Linked DNA regions of Homo sapiens: region 2 is linked to region 1. A link is a loop called in an ENCODE intact Hi-C map of the cell type or tissue named here. Cell type or tissue: PC-3. All regions are shown on one strand. Each heading gives the region's core, and the rest is flanking DNA. Links, peaks and the distances in the headings are about the cores only. Region 1 overlaps LOC105377547 (a long non-coding RNA gene). Region 2 has its middle 13 kb from the start of MIR4276.

Region 1 (8,346 bases), core at 231-8,230:
AGTATTCAGCCAAATATTGATCAGGATATGCATGTGAGCAAATTATCCAAAGCTGGAAAAAGAAACACCCAAGCAGCAGGGGAAACAACCCTTAGGGTTCACCCAGAGCTGAGAATAGCTTATGTGCCCACCGGTGAGATTGGAAACTGAAGGGTGGCCTGCCCCTCCACACCTGTGGGCTTCTCTCATCAGGTGGAACCAGAGACTTGAGAAAAGAAAGAGACACAGAGACAAAGTACAGAGAAAGAAAAGTCGGCCCAGGGGTGCTCAGCATGCGGAGGACCCCTGCCGGCACAGTCTCTGAGTTCCCTCAGTATGTATTGATCATTATCGGGCGTTTCTCGGACAGGCGGATGTGGCAGGACAATAGGGTAACAGTGGAGAGAGGGTCAGCAGGAAAACATATGAACAAATGTCACTGCATCATAAACAAGGTAAAGAAAAAGTGCTGTACTTTTGATGTGCATATACATAAACATCTCAATGCCTTAAAGAGCAGTATTGCCTCCAGCATGTCTCACCTCCAGCCCTAAGGCAGTTTTCTCCTATCTCAGTAGATGGAACATGCAATCGGGTTTTACACCAAGACATTCCATTGCCCAGGGACGAGCAGGAGACAGATGCCTTCCTCCTATCTCAACTGCAAAGAGGGCTTTCTCTTTTACTAATCCTCCTCAGCACAGACCCTTTACTGCGGGCTGGGGGATGGTCAGGTCTTTCCCTTCCCACCAGGCCATATTTCAGATTATCACATGGGGAGAAACCTTGGACAATACCTGGCTTTCCTAGTGTCCCTGGGTACTTGAGATTAGGGGGTGGTGATGACTTTTAACAAGCATACTGCCTTCAAGCATTTGTTTAACAAAGCACATCCTGCATAGCCCTAAATCCATTAAACCTTGAGTCGACACAGAACATGTTTCTGCAAGCACAGGGTTGGGGGTAGGGTTACAGATTAACAGCATCTCAAGGCAGAATAATTTTTCTTAGTACAGAACAAAATGGAGTCTCTTATGTCTACTTCTTTCTACATAGACACAGTAACACTCTGATCTCTCTTTCTTTTCCCCACAGGAAACCCTCTTAATTCAAGGGGCATTGGATAGAATACTAAAAACATTACTACTTTACTAAAAGGGCAAAATTGGCTACTAAATGCTGCTCTGGTCCCATTTAACAAATCTTAAGAACAAAAAACAGAAGCAAACTGTTTCTAAGTAATTTAACAGCATCCTAGGACAAAATTCAAGAATATGCATAGAAATACAAAAATATTCAACTCCCAAAAAGGTAAAATTCACATTTTCTAGCATATAATTAAAACTTACCATAGTTACAAAGAAGCAGGAATATATAGCCCATAATAAGGATAAAAATCAATCAATAAAAACAGACTTAGAAATAACACAGATTTAGTAGACAAGAACATCAAATCAGTTAGTATAAATACATGCCATATATTCAAGAAGCTTTGAGCATGCAAAGACATGGAAGATAATGGAAAAGAACTCAAATCAAACTTCTAGAGCTTAAAAATGCAATGTCTGCATATCATCTCAACGTAAGTCCTTAACACATACTGTTGCCTTTGCCTGGAACACTCTTCCTCTCCCACTTCATTTGCTGAAAGTAAACCTTCAGATTTCATCCTATCATCACTCTCTCAAGGAAAGTTTGCTTGGTCTGCAAGTAATATATCACATCCCTTGGCTAAATGATGTTATGGCTCCAAATACCATTCATTTACTGTCCTTATCACAAATACAATTTTACATTATTTGTGTAATCTCTGTCTCCATCACTATTCCAAGCACCATGGTGACACAACTCACGTACAGTTTTCTTCACTATTGTCTAGTGCCTTGCGTAGTGCTTGTAAATCCAAAATTGCAGACAGTTTAAAATTTGTCAGCTCAACTCTATGAGTCTTGATATTTCAAACTAGGAACATCTGTACATATAAAAACATAAATGTAGTCAGCCTTTTGGATGCAGAGAACTAACAGGTTTCCCCTCTCAATAGCTCCTTTAGTGAAGAAAACACAAAGTTTTTGCATTTCTTTAGCTGCAGTACCCAAGGGATATATAGAATTATACCTTTGGTTCTGAAGCAGATAGCCCTAATCTTTAATCCTATTTAATCCTATATTTAAATTTTAATTTAAATTTAATCTTTTTAAATTGTGGGAAAGGATTAATGGTATTAAATGTCTTTTATGTTCCTATATTAATGATTTGCACTTGGAGTTTTCTGAAATATTAGAAACGTTTGCTACAATTAACTAAGCTGGAGATAAATGCAAGTGTTACAGAATGCCAAAAGAGAAAATTCTATTTAATAGTTAAAAGGAAATTACTTCCAGCTGGTATGGCTGGAACAAAACTATTAAAAAAAATTTTTTTTAAATATATCAGTGGGATACTTTCAAGTAGTAGATCCTCTCTTCCTCCTTTGATTTTAATTGGGACCTCAGATGCTGGTGGGGACTCTACCATGCACTATTTACAGCAGTGAAAATGACTGATTATATTCCTAATTATTGAGTGTCATAGAAGCTGCAATCTTGGAAACATCACAGTACAGAGAGGAAGGTGAGCTGTCCTGCAGCAATATGAGGTAGGGCCAGTTTCTTCCTCTTATACTGTTTCTTTGAGCAATTTCTTTCTTGGAAGATAATTTTAGTAGGCCCAGTAATTGTCAAACATTAATATTTGAAGGGAATATTTAAATGTTTTATTATCACGAGTTGCATATTCAAATGGAACAAGCTGAATTGATATTAAGGTGCATTTTCTTTTGAGATAATGCAACAGCTGCCAGTGTTGAATCTTTAAAATGTAGCAGGATTCAAATGCTTAAACATTTCAATGTTAAACACGTGAATTGGAAGTTTAAAAGTGTGTTTAAATTAAGCTAATTAATGTTCTGTGTAGCCCTAGTGTGCTCTAAGTGAAAAAGGCATCGGTTAGCACCCTAAAATTCTATTCAAGTGGCCACCTCATCCTCTTACGATGGGGCCAGTTGCTCTAATTTGTCTGTCTTTTAAAAAATTATAGACCTCCCAGCTAGAAAGATGTGTCAGCCTCCTCCTCTTCCCCAGCTAGAAAGATGACCCAAGACTGAGAGTCCATGACCATCAGAATATACCTTTTAGATCTTTTTCACACCAGGAAGATAAAATTGTGGATATTTGAACAATTAAAGTGTGTTGTGGTTTATGCTGTGTAAAACCTTTGTATTAGCTGAGTAGGCTGCTATGTTAAAATGGCAAACATTACACATCCGCTATGTTAAAATGGCAAACATTACACATCATTTCCACCCACAACCATTGACCAAAACGAATCACAAGGTCCTGCATGATTGCAAGGAGGTTGAGAAATATGGACAGCAATGGAATGTTCAGTGAACACCACTATCTTTAGCACAAACATTAACTCTGTCTTTAAGGATGTGAGACTTGGAAAGAGGAATGCCAACATTTAAGTGTGCCTGGGTGTGTGTTTGTGTGTAACTGTTCATTTGCTCCTATTGAATCACTCTCATGGTGCCACAGAAACCAGGGGCAAGGTCTCATAAGAAAAGAATAGTGTCTTGATGGTAGTTATTGAAAGGAATCTTGAAATATTTGGACAAATACTATTTTCTTTTAAATTCATGATTTTGAAAGAAAAAATCTAAAATACGCTCAAAATAAAGAATCACACTTTACCTTATCTTACTTTTTGAACTTTCCCTTCTATAAATACATGTATTTTGTATTTTTACAAAAAATAGATGCAAAAATTCTCTCTCAATCATGCAAGCACGCATGCATAATATTCAAAATTCCTCCTTGGATAATTGGAAGTACTTATTCCATAAGAATTTTAGTAAATGGAAAAAGATATGTCTAAAATTTTGACTTATTTCTGATACCAGGTTTCTGTAGGGGAGGAGAAACAGCTTGTATATTTTCCTACCAGAATCTAAAACACAAATTTGAAAGTTTCAAAAACTCCAAATAAAATCACTTCATGATTCTCTTGCTGTTTGTACTCCAGTTAACCCTATGGCGTTTTCTCTAATCAACTATTAGTCAGACTCACATTTCTTCCCAATTCCCTGCGTGCATTAACAGTTCAATGTTAAAAATAAGATACTCTTCATTTTCAAGTATAATACAATAGCCTCAAACTGCTCAGGGAGTTTTAAGAAGATTCCATGTGCAACTGCCCCTAAAAGTTTCCCACAACACATGAAGAGAGAGCTTGTGTGTGTGTGCATGTGTGTATACACGTGTCGGGGGTAGGGAGAGGGTGATAGGTGTGGAGTACATTTGGTTAGGACTAAGTGTTTTCATAGGGTGTGTGTATGTATTCTAGAGATGAAACAGAAATGGAATTACCTCTCCCCAGCCTCCCCTGCTCCTTAAAGACAAAGTGCACAGAAAAGAATGAATAGATTCTCTGTTACCAGACCCCATATCTAGAGATTGGAGACAAGCTTCACAAAGGATTTCCTTTAACCAATAGGAGAAGGGGTGAAGAGAGACTTGGAAAGAATTTATCCAGTCAAGATAGAAATAGTCTATCAAAAACAGACCATTAGCCCAGACAGTAATTATCTTGGAAAAAGAAAAACAAACCATTAGGATTTCTTCAGGCAACTTGGACCTGACATTGACACTGAAAGATGACTTCTTGATTTTAGGACTGACCTATGGGAGGAACAACTTGGACTCCTGTGTTCACCTGTGCCCTCTTCACTCTTTACAAATTTACTTGGATGACGACTTCCACTTCATATAGGTAGGTTTTTCCATGTGAGATACATGTGAAAATTTCTATGTAGGTAGCTTGGAAACGGTACTTTGTTAATTAAAAATTTTTACGTTATTCATTAAGAAGTCCTATCTAAGAAAGAACCCTCAACCTAAATGATAGGTTTCCAAGAACAGTAAATTAAGTTAAATTTTCCTGAACTGGCACTGCTATGGATTCAATTGTGTCCCCTTAAAATTCATGTTAAAGTCCTAACTCCCAGTACCTCAGAATGTGACCTTATTTGGAAATAGTGTGATTGCAGATTTAATTACTTAAGATGAAATCACAGTGGAGGAGAGTAGGCCCCTCTTTCAATATGCCCAGTGTTATTACAAAAAGTGGAAATGTGGACACAGACACACATGCAGGGAGAATGCCATATGAAGATGAAGGCAGACATGGGGTGATGCTTCTACAAGCCAAAGATTGTGGGCAAACCACCAGAAGCTAGGAGAAAGGCATGGAAGATTCTCCAAAATCTTCAGAAGGAACCAACCTTGCCGACACCTTCGTCTCAGACATCCAGACTCTGGACCTCCGACACAAAAATTTACCATTGTTTAACCCATCCAATCTGTAGTATCTTGTTAAGGCAGCCCTAGCAAGCGAATACAGGCACTAAGAGCAAATATACTTTACCCCATGAACACTCATATGCTAAGTGCTTATCTCCATAAGAATCCAGGACATCAACAACATTTTTAAAAACAGGCTGGGCGCGGTGACTCATGCCTGTAATCCCAGCACTTTGGGAGGCCAAGGGGGGCGGAACACCTGAGGTCAGGAGTTCAGGACCAGCATGGCCAACGTGGTGAAACCCCATCTCCACTAAAAATGGAAAAATTAGCCAGGCATTGTGGCAGGCACTTGTAATCCCAGCTACTCGGGAAGCTGAGACAGGAGAATTACTTGAATCTGGGAGGCAGAGGTGGCAGTGAGCCTAGATCGCACCACTGCACTCCAGCCTGGGCGACAAGAGCAAGACTTTATCTCAAAAAAAAAAAAAAGGCAACATTTTAATATTGCCATGATCCTGTGTTTTCCACAATGTGATCTATTTTCATCACAGAGTGCAGCCACAACAGCTAATAGTCAAAAGGAAATACATAACCCACTAGGTTTCTTTGGTCTCATAATACATCTTACTATATAGGTTTTCTTATATTAGTATCATATCCTAGAGACCTAACAAGGACATCGTGGGAAAAAAAAAAAGACAATTTTCTGAGATGTCATTTTCAAAAAGAAAAATATGTAATGAAAGGAAAACTGAAAGACTCTTAGGAGAAAAGAGACTGTGCTCATGTTTACTTCACTAGGCCCTTGCACCTTTCCATATATTTTTCTCCACCACTGACCTAAGTTTCAGTAGGGAACAGATCCCTTCTCATATTCATTTGCCCACCTTTACTCTGCTTTCTTTCATAACTTTATCAACTTTCTACCTACTTCGTTCTTCCCATCTTCTCTTCATCTTCCCCCCATGACTCTCTTAGACACAATGCTGGAGACCCAGCTGCCATAACTTCATTGGAGGTTAAAGTGTGTGCAGAGTGGCTGTTGGGTTAGTTTTGCTGATCCCATTTAGCTACTGGTTAGAGGAAGTGATGAAAAAGATTTAAACTTGGTTTCTGGAAGTAAATTCCAACAGAAAACCCTTGCTGGACTTGGGGGTGTAGGGAGCAGCATGAGTCCAAACCCAGGCTTGGAGCAAGCCACGGAAGATTGCAATTGGACCTAAAAGGATAATGGTAAGAAGTAGAAGGGTGAGGAATGCAGAGTATTAAAGATGAGAATACCAGTAATAATAGCAATAACAATAATGACACTAAAATTCATGAACACTCATATGCTAAGTGCATATCTCCCTAAGAACCAGGACATCAACAAATATTTTTTAAAACAATGGCAATATTTAAAAAATACTTATCTACAACTTTCAAAAATGCTTTGAATGTGGACAACATATTATTTTATTTTGCTGATTGTTCAACAAGCATATGTGCTGAACAATGTTTTTTAAATATTGAATTTCTCTAGAGAAATCTTAAAAAAAAACCCTACTCTTTGGACAAAATGGTTTAAAATTCCAAGGATTATCCTATCATTATTATTTTGCATGAGATACTTTGATGTGCTTCTTTATGAAAATACAAACAGGATACTGAAGTCATCCCATTTTCAAAAATTTATTTCAAATTACTTAACTGGAAGATGGAGAAGTTGGTGGTATGGTTTCTGGAAGTTACCATCTATCAACCTCTGCCTCTTCCAGGCACTCCTAGTTATGTCAGAATTCTCCCACCACAGTGACTTTGTGGTTGACTGCTGTGGTCACAAGGATCTGGACTAACAAGGGACGTCTGGAAGAGGGGGTGTTTGACCAAGCTGAGAATTGCAGGAGAATTACTGAGAAAGAATGAGTTAAATCCTCATTAATTCAGACAATATTTATCAGTCACCAACTTTCTGGAAGATTCCCTGTTATGCTGCCAGCCACTCAATAACTGACACCCGTGTTGGAGAATTACAGCCTAGAAGGGAAGGGCTATGGCCCTATGGCACCCTCCCAATAACCCCTTGAAAATAGTTCTAAAAACAAAATGTTGATTTTTCTACTGAGGGGCCAGCATTTTGTATTTCAATTTTTCAATTTCTCTCTTTTTTTTTTTTTTGACAGGATCTCACTCTGTTGCCCAGGCTGGAGAGCAGTGGTGCAATCTCAGTTCACTGCAGCCTCAACCTCTGGCACTCGAGTAATCCTCTCACCTTAGCCTCCTAAGTAGCTGGCACTACAGGTTTGATCACACCTGGCTAACTTTTGTATTATTTGGTAGAGATGTGGTGAGGGGGGGTAGGTTCACCATGTTGTCCAGGCTAGTCTCAAACTTCTGGTCTGAAGCTATCTGCCCACCTCGGCCTCCCAAAGTGCCGGGATTATAGGTGTGAGCCACTGTGCCTCGCTATTTCAATTTCTCACAATTAAAGAAAGTTAATTAGAAACTATCTAGAAAATAATTAAGCTAATTTTCTGGACATATTATCTCTCTTTAATTTTTTCTTGGCAAACACATAGCTCTTATTATGTGCCAAGCACTGTTATAGTAACTTTTAAAAAATTACCTGATTATTTATTATAACAACCCTATGATGTATGTATTATTGTTATTTACCCCATTTTTACATGAGAAAATTGAGACCCAGAGCTAGTAAGTAACCCACCCAGGTTTACATAGCTAGCAAGCGGGTAATCTTTTAGTAAAGTGATAAAAAGACAAAATAAATTATATCAAAATAAAAACAAAAATAAACCATATTCCATATCCAGGGACTAAATTAAATTAGAAGAGGATTCCTTAAAAATTGATAATGCCAGCTACAGTGAGACCAGAAGAATAAGTCCTGGTGTTCTATCACACAATAGAGTGACCATAGCAAATAACAAGGTAGTACATACTTCAAGATAGCTAGAAGAGAAGATTCTAAATATTATCACCACAAGGAACTGATCAATGTCTTAAGTGATAGATAAGGTCATTA
Region 2 (8,346 bases), core at 23-8,022, 60 kb before region 1:
AATTCCCAGGTGTTGCGGGAGGGACCCGGGGGAGGTAATTAAATCATTGGGCCCAGTCTTTCCCATGCTATTCTCATGATACTAAATAAGTCTCACGAGATCTGATGGGTTTATCAGGTGCTTCTGCTTTTGCTTCTTCCTCATTTTCTCTTGCTGCCACCATGTAAGAAGTGCCTTTCACCTCCCACCATGATTCTGAGGCCTCCCCAGCCATGTAGAACTGTAAGTCCAATTAAACCTCTTTTTCTTCCCAGTCTTGGGTATGTCTTTATCAGCAGCATGAAAATAGACTCATACAGGGTAATGAGAAAAACTTCTTTTTTTCTTTTGAGATGGAGTCTCACTCTGCCACCCAGGCTGGAGTGCAATGGCGTGATCTCAACTCACTGCAACCTCCATTTCCCAGGCTCAAGCAATCCTTCTGCCTCATCCTCCTGAGTATCTGGGATTACAGGTGCCTGCCACTAAAGCCCAGCTAATTTTTGCACTTTTAGTAGAAATGGGGTTTCACCATGTTGGCCAGCCTGATCTTGAACTCCTGACCTCAAGTGATGCACCCGCCTTGGCCTCCCCAAAGTGCTGGGATTACAGGCATGAGCCACTGCACCCAACCTAAAACTTCTTAAAAGATGTATGGCTCAAGCAGAAATTTTAAAAGACAAAATAAGATTCAGAGTAGCCATTCTAATGGGGGTAAATTACTTTTATCAGGAATTGGTAAAAAACAAAAAAGAAGATAATAGAAAAAAGTAAATTTGATTACCATTTCCAGTAATAGAAAAGAGATAAGCACATTGAATACTGAGTCACCATGCCTCCAAAATATATGATGCCATGGTGCTCTGGCTATGTGACTTGTTAATACCTAGTATACGAAAAATGGGTTTTGTTGTTCAACCAGTAAGCTAAGACATGTATTTTTGCTTCAAGACTTCTCAGGCCCTTTAATATATAACAAATATACTGTATTAAACCATGTTCCCTGAGTATACTTGACCTGTGATATGCTGAATCCAGCTGTTATCAGCTTATAAAAGTCAAATGTTAAAGTTTTGTGAATTAGGAAAACCAGTAAACAGCCATCATACAAATTATAAAAAATTTACAATTGGATAAATTATATTAAAAACTAAAGCAATAAATACTCAACATTTATCATTTCCTAATCATGTGACTACATGTACTAATATCTATGTATCTGTGCACATCTCCTGTATAACTGTGATGGAAATATTATAGAATGATGTGCTACTCAGCATTTCTTCCCAACAAATGTTACAAATCAGGAATTTTTTAGTCCTCACTGCAACCTCCGTTTCCCGGGCTCAAGCAATTCTTCTGCCTCATCCTCCTGAGTATCTGGGATTACAGGTGCCTGCCACTACACCTGGCTAATTTTTGCATTTTTAGTAGAAATGGGGTTTCACCATGTTGGCCAGGCTGGCCTCGAACTCCTGACCTCAAGTGATCCGCCTTTTGCTTTTTTCTATTATCTTCTTTTTTCTTTTTTAACAATTCCGGATAAAAGTAATTTTCCCCCATTAGAATGGCTATTCTGAATCTTATTTTATCTTTTAAAATTTCTGCTTGAGCCATACCTCTTTTAAGAAGTTTTAGGCTGCAACCTAAAGTGAGAAGTTTTAGACTTATTTTTTCAAGGAAGCCAGTTGTTAAACATTTACCAGCGTACCATGGAAAACTACTTTCTCTGAGCAACAGATAGGACCACTGTTCTCAGAACACACTTTAGGAAATGCCAACCTACAGGAAAAAAGTTCTTTTCAGCTCTATCTCCTAACAGCTCCTGTATTTATATTTTGCTGCATCCAACAGAAACGTAGTCAACTTACCTGTTTTCCTTGACGCCTACTGATTCTTATAAGTCTCAGCTTAGACATTGTCTTTTTTTGTGAAACCTCTGATGTCTCTATGCCGAATTAAGAAGATCCTAGTTGCCTCCACTGAAGCTTGAATGTGCCTCTATTAGAATATTGTTGTCCTACGCAAAGGCATAAGAATGATACAATGGACTTTGGGGACTTTAGGGGAAGAGTGGGAGGGGGTCGAGGGATAAAAGACTACAAATATGGTGCAGTGTATACTGCTTGGGTGATGGGTGCACCAAAATCTCACAAATCACCACTAAAGAACTTACTCATGTAACTCAATACGACCTGTACCCGAATAACTTACGGAAAAAATAAAAATAAAAAATAAGTATTTAGGAATCATCCTGATCCTGTTTTTAGGGTAAAGTTTTAGGGATTCAATACTGCAGGTGTTCTTTTGCCAGAATGGACCCAAAGCCAATTCTTGACAGAAATGCTGACTCAGCTCTAGGAATTCCTGAGTTTGCCTTAGATGTCGATGAGACGCTCCACCACTGAAGTCAAAATCTGTGATCAGCAACTTAATGTCCATACTAAAAAATCACACTTACTTGATAATCCTTTACTTGATTGGCATGTATAACCCATCGGTACATATTAGGTCCGTGCAAAAGGAATCATGGTTTTTGCATTGTTGGAATTTTCCCTTTGATATTGGAATATATTCTTAAATAAATACAGTTATGCTATATATTAAAAAGAATATTATTGCCCTAGCCATAATTCATTAATTTATTCAACAAGTACATGTTTTGCCCCACAATGTGTAGATGCTAGGAATAACATTGAATAGATACCAATAGTACCTGGTGAGAGAGACAAAAACAGATTAATTAATTACCATTTTGACAAGGGCCAAGAAAAAAGTATAATTGTCCACACACCTATTTCATCTTCAAAACTGTGATTCACCTAAGTGATAAAGGCTCTTTTAAATTTTGTTTTCTCTTTAAAGATGGGTCTCACTATGTTGGCCAGGTTAATCTTGAACTCCTGGTTTCAAGCAATCCTCCTCTCTCAGCCTCCCAAAGGGCTGGGAATACAGGTGTGAGCCACCATGCCCAGCCAAAGGCTCTTTTTAAATCATCTTTCTCTTCTTAATATCAAGGGCCTTGTAGAGCATATGTGTTAAACAAATTTACTGAGATAGAGAATATGCATAAGGAGAGAGAAAAAATGAAATATTTACTTACAGGTTGTTTAACTGATAAGCACAAAACTATCCTGAAAAAAAAAATGTATGTATGAACAAGAATGCATGAAGAAGATAATTCTTACTCTTCAGTGTAAGGGAAGTATCTATAAAATGCCTGTGTGAAGACTGAGTTAGACATGGTGATTGTGGTATAAGATAAGAATAGAAATGAAGGAGACAGAGATGTTGCAGACCGTCTAGAATTTCACAACCTTAGAGCAGTGGCTTCAGTCTTTGCATAGATAACAATCACTGGCATTGTTGTTGTTGCCTAGAAAGAGAAGTATAAAGACATTTGCATGGGAATGTGCATCAAAGGCATTCTAGGGCTGAACAGAAAAGTTAAATTGGGAATCATTCAACATTTCCCTGACCACCAGATGGACCACCATTCATTTCACTGCATCCTCCAAATAAAAAATTGCTATATTTTCCCATGTGTACAATGATAAGAATTCCCCAGCTTTCCAAACACAGACAAGTTCCAAGTGCTCCAGCAGCAAACTCCCACTGAGCATAATATAAGCATTCAGAAATTCCAAGGAAACTCCCCTATTTGCTGCCAAAATCTTTTTTTTTTTTTTCGAAAGCCATGTACAGTTTCTGGAATGATTTCACGATTTCAAGATGATGTGTTTAATTGGGTTTGCAAACAAAAATATGAGCTGTACATATTGGAATGTCACTGTTTGCCCTCTTAAGTACATTTTTATTTAAAACATTAACACATTGTGAGAAGTTAGAGTACCCACATGTCTGCAAAATGAATGACTCAACAATTCCTCAGGAGTTCTCACACACACAAAAAATGGAGCCATATAATCTGAACTAAAGACAAATGAAGAGATTTAAAAGTATCAGGATTCCAAATGCATTCTGATACAAAGACATCATGGATTGACCTCTCATATTTATTTACATCTCTCTGAAGGTTGACTTGGGGGCTATGTGTTTTGAAATTTGATAACAATTCATACTTGGAAATTACACTGGGCAAGGAGCTTTTCTTGTTACATAACCACATTTAATCCTAAAAATACTTGATCCTAGGTATTTATTAGGCAGTATATTCTAATTTTATTCATTTGTTTGTTGTCAATAATTTTTTATCACAGACTTCTTTAAAATTCTGATATTGTCTCTGAACCTCCTGCTTAGAAAAGTGCATGTGTTCCACAGGTGGTACAGGTTTAGTTTGCCAACTCCTTGAAATCCATCCATGGACGATGAGACTGGTGGCAGGATGGGGGGTTCCATAGAGCCCAGGTCAACTATCTCAGATGTGGTCCAAATACCTATCTTACCTGAAAAGGAAGAAATGAAACCCAGAGAGGCTAAGAAGTGACTTATTGAAAGGTCACTCAACAAATGAGTAGCAGAGCCACCAGTGAAAATCAAACTTTCTTGCTAACTCGTGGTCCTATATTTTCCCATTACCTGCTGTGAATTTAAATAACCACTAATAATCAAGGTTTTGGTTATCTCCCCTCACTCTTTACCCCTCACCAGCCAGCCTATATAGTCATAGTCAAGAGATAGTAAAGTCAGAAGTTGGAGAAACCTGGCTTTATTTCTGATTGATTATTGATTGATTATTGATTGAAGCTATTGCATGACTGGACATAAAAATACTTTCTCTGCATCAATCTCCCTACCCATAAAGTAGAAACAATTGTTTGTGGTTAATTGTAATCACTTAGGAGTATTGCAAGAATAGATCAGATAATGTCTATAGTATATGAGAATCAAATCAAAAACATGTAATAAAAACTTCCTCAAAACGACAAAATAATAACAACTTATGTTTTCCAAAGCATTACAACCTAGGAATAAGTGTGAAGTCATGATTTTGGTAACAAATAAGTTTTCCCTAATTCTCAGGTTCACTGGAAAAATGACTGAGATGCTACACTTGTCATTTCTAAAACTCTCAAGCTACATTCCCTATTGTCCTTACAGGAAAGAATGTCTCCATGGCAACTCCAGGGAACTAAGCTAATGGCAAGGAGATCAGTAAGGAGACTGTCACAGTAATTCAGATGAGATATAGTGATGGCATACTTAAAAGCTTCCATAGTAGAGATGGAGAGAAGTGAATAGATTCCAGGATACTTCGGAGGGATAGTAGTGATGGATTGGAGATCATGGTAAAAGAAAATAGTACGGATACCACACAGCTTCCTGGCTTTAGGCCCCGGGTTCATGGTGGAACCATTCACTCTCACTGGGAGCAAAGAAGAGAGAGCAGCTAGAGAAGGTGAAGAAGGCGAAAGAGGTTGCAACGAGCGAGGCTTCTACTTCCCAGATGGAAGTGGGCACTAAACAGCTGCATATGTAGGTATGCATTGGAATTTAAGCAAATGTCCAAAGGCTGTAGGTCAGAGAAGGAGATATTCAGGTAAAATGGAGGGGGCTGATATGTGCCAGAAGAAGTAGAAGCTTGCTAGTTTGCCATTCTCACTTTTTTCCACCACAAACCGAGACAAGTAAATTCGTGCTGGTGGCTGCACCTTCATTATGGCAAGAAATGTTTTGGAAAATCTGAACCCATTTGAATCTATGAGTACAGTAAAGTTTTAGTAGCAATGTTAATAATGTAAAGAGAAAGAGGAAATCGATTTAGAGGAATCAATTTAGGATTTGTCTGCCAGGGAATGGAAGAGAGAACTAAACCTCTGAGTAAAAGTGGCTTTGTGTCTAATGGGAGGCTTGGAGGTAAATTCATTGTGGTATTTGCGCAAGGCCCCTAACGGAAGACGAGAAAGAAATAAGAACTCAGGCTTTTGATTTCACAACCTTCTTTTCATTGTCCAAATCTTTTTTTCTAACCCCATTGCTGCTTTACTTTTTAGATCTCAGATACCTAGAATCACAGAATCATAGGATTGAATAAACCCTCTAACCACCCAAAGCCTCCCTCATATCTCACCATCCTAATATAGCGATCTTCTGTATCACATCACTGTCCAAAAATAAATTGTATTTTTCTTTTTCTCAGAAATCAGTGAAGTATCACTTTGGGGTACATTACAATAACTAACTCATTTGCTTGTAGTTGCTGTTTATTGGCAATGCACATTCTTGGGCTGTATGTCCAAGGTGAAATGAATGATCATCATTCATCAAGGGTCTAACATGTCTAGTGAAATAGTCATTGGCTATCTAATAGGAGAACTGTTCCACAGATGGCTTAATTACAATGTAGAGGAGGGCAATTGATAAGAATGAGGTCCTGAAGTAAGCTAGGCAAAGCAGAGGTTTTCAAAGCTGAACCTTAAAAACACCTGAGGAGTTTTAAAAAATAGTTGCCCAGGTCTTATTTCAAACAAATTAAATCAGAATCTCTGGGGACGAGCCCCAGATATTTGCATTTTTTAAGACTCTCAGGTTGTTTCAAAGGGCAACCTCAGTCATGAGCTTACATGAATTGGATGTTAATGGCTGACCCAGTGTGCTCCCATTATGGAGTTCAAGCCATGTGGATTCTAACTACATTCCCCAGCGAAGGATTGAGCTCTGAATTCATGTGCCTAAAGGCCTTAGAGTCTCTTTTTGCACACCCAGCAGCCACAGGAAACCATTTCAGGTATGTGTGTGGGTAGTAAGGGCAAATGTTAAAGATGACTTTTGTCTGGCAAAACAATTTTCGTATTTTGTTACTAGGCCAGGCGTGGTGGCTCATGCCTGTAATCCCAGCACTTTGGGAGGCCAAGATGGGAATATTGCTTAAACCCAGGAGTTAGAGACTAGCCTGAGCAACAAAATAGGACCCCAATTCTACAAAAAATACAAAAATTAGCCAGGTGTGGTTATGCACACATGTAGTTGCAGCTACTTTTGGAGCTGAGGTGGAGGATCGCTTGAGCCCAGGCTGCCGTGAGTTGTGATCATGCCATTGCACTCCAGCCTGAGTGACAGAGTAAGACTCTATCTCAAAAAAAATAAAATAAAATAAAATAAGTTACTAAAACTTGGTGGTCTCAAACTCCTGGGCTCAAGCAATCCTTCTGCCTCCACCTCCCAAGGTGCTGGGATTACAGGTGTGAGCCACTGTGCCCAGCTCAAAACTTAAATTCTTAACCATTCAGCTAAACTGCCTCCAAATGAGAGCACTACAAAACAAAGCAAAAAAAAAAAATCCCTATTTTTATAGTAGCAGGGATAAAAGGTATCAAAAGAACTATATTGATGAATGGCATTTGGAATAAAAATGAGTATCTGTGCATTAATCAAAGCTAGGAGTCATGTTTCCATAGAATGAGCAATGTGTTACCTCCTTTGAAAGAAAAAACATTCACAAATGTACTGTGCTGACTTAAGTATGCACAAACATAGAAATAGATAGAAAACCTATATTCTTATAGCTCTCATAAAAGTATGAGACCAAAGTAAATTGATAAACAAAACCCACAAAAAGTGTATTAACAACATTAATATAGCAGATGATGCTGTTGTCCTAAAATGAAATCAGTGCTGTCAATATGAATATCATATGGATAATCCAAACTGTGTTCACACAATAAATCGTCATGTGATTTGGCCCTTATGTGATGCACTTTAAAATATTAAACTTCCTCTGGTATCCTCACATTAGCCTTTGACAATTAAAAGAGTTGCCTATTTGGGAGGCTGAGGCGGGTGGATCACAAGGTCAAGAGATTGAGACCATCCTGGCCAACATGATGAAACCCCATCTCTACTAAAAATACAAAAACTAGCTGGGTGTGGTGGCGTGAACCTGTAGTCCCAGCTACTTGGGAGGCTGAGGCAGAAGAATCACTTGAACCCTAGAGGTAGAGGTTGCAGCGAGCCAAGATCATGCCACTGCACTCCAGCTTGGTGACAGAGTGAGAGTGAGACTCTGTCTCAAAAAAAAAAAAAAAAAAAAAAAGATTGCCTATACATTAGAGCCCCTGTTAAATAAGCTCACCCAGATATCTCTACAAAAAACATGTCTATTACAAAACTGCCTCCTCCTAATTTAGCACATGGTGCTACATTAACACGTCTCCTTTCTCCCTGAAAATGACTCTCCTTGAGATTTATTTCTTTACTAACTAGGTTTATTATGACTTATAAGATGAAGGCAACAATAAAGGATATTTGTTTCCTGTAGGACTTCCAACACTAATTCCCCTGTTATCTTTCAGGAGAATCTCCCATGGGGGCTATGCAGAAGGGATGCAGAGCCCCACCTTCCACTACAGAATCCAAAGGCAGAAAACACATGACCCAAGTTCAGTCAATGAGACTGTCCCACTA

The links. Peaks named below come from ENCODE experiments on the same cell type or tissue, not always from the same donor. Only the 100,000 strongest peaks of a DNase experiment are listed, where the experiment ranks them.
Region 2: it touches region 1 in a loop (2.6-fold over the local background); 4 of 110 quality-filtered maps call a loop at or near these places.

The regions. Positions count from the first base shown.
Region 1 is chr4:174,372,789-174,381,134 of GRCh38, reverse strand. The region is part of intron 2 of LOC105377547 (a long non-coding RNA gene); the gene reads right to left. Among named protein-coding and RNA genes, the nearest start is that of MIR4276, 47 kb to the left of the region's middle. RefSeq lists an enhancer at 5,230-5,788. In PC-3, for the core only: no CTCF peak of the experiment used is centred there; a DNase peak (open chromatin) is centred at 3,324; H3K27ac peaks cover 1,767 bases.
Region 2 is chr4:174,432,896-174,441,241 of GRCh38, reverse strand. No RefSeq gene overlaps it. Among named protein-coding and RNA genes, the nearest start is that of MIR4276, 13 kb to the right of the region's middle. RefSeq lists an enhancer at 6,199-6,820. In PC-3, for the core only: no CTCF peak of the experiment used is centred there; a DNase peak (open chromatin) is centred at 3,761; H3K27ac peaks cover 1,875 bases.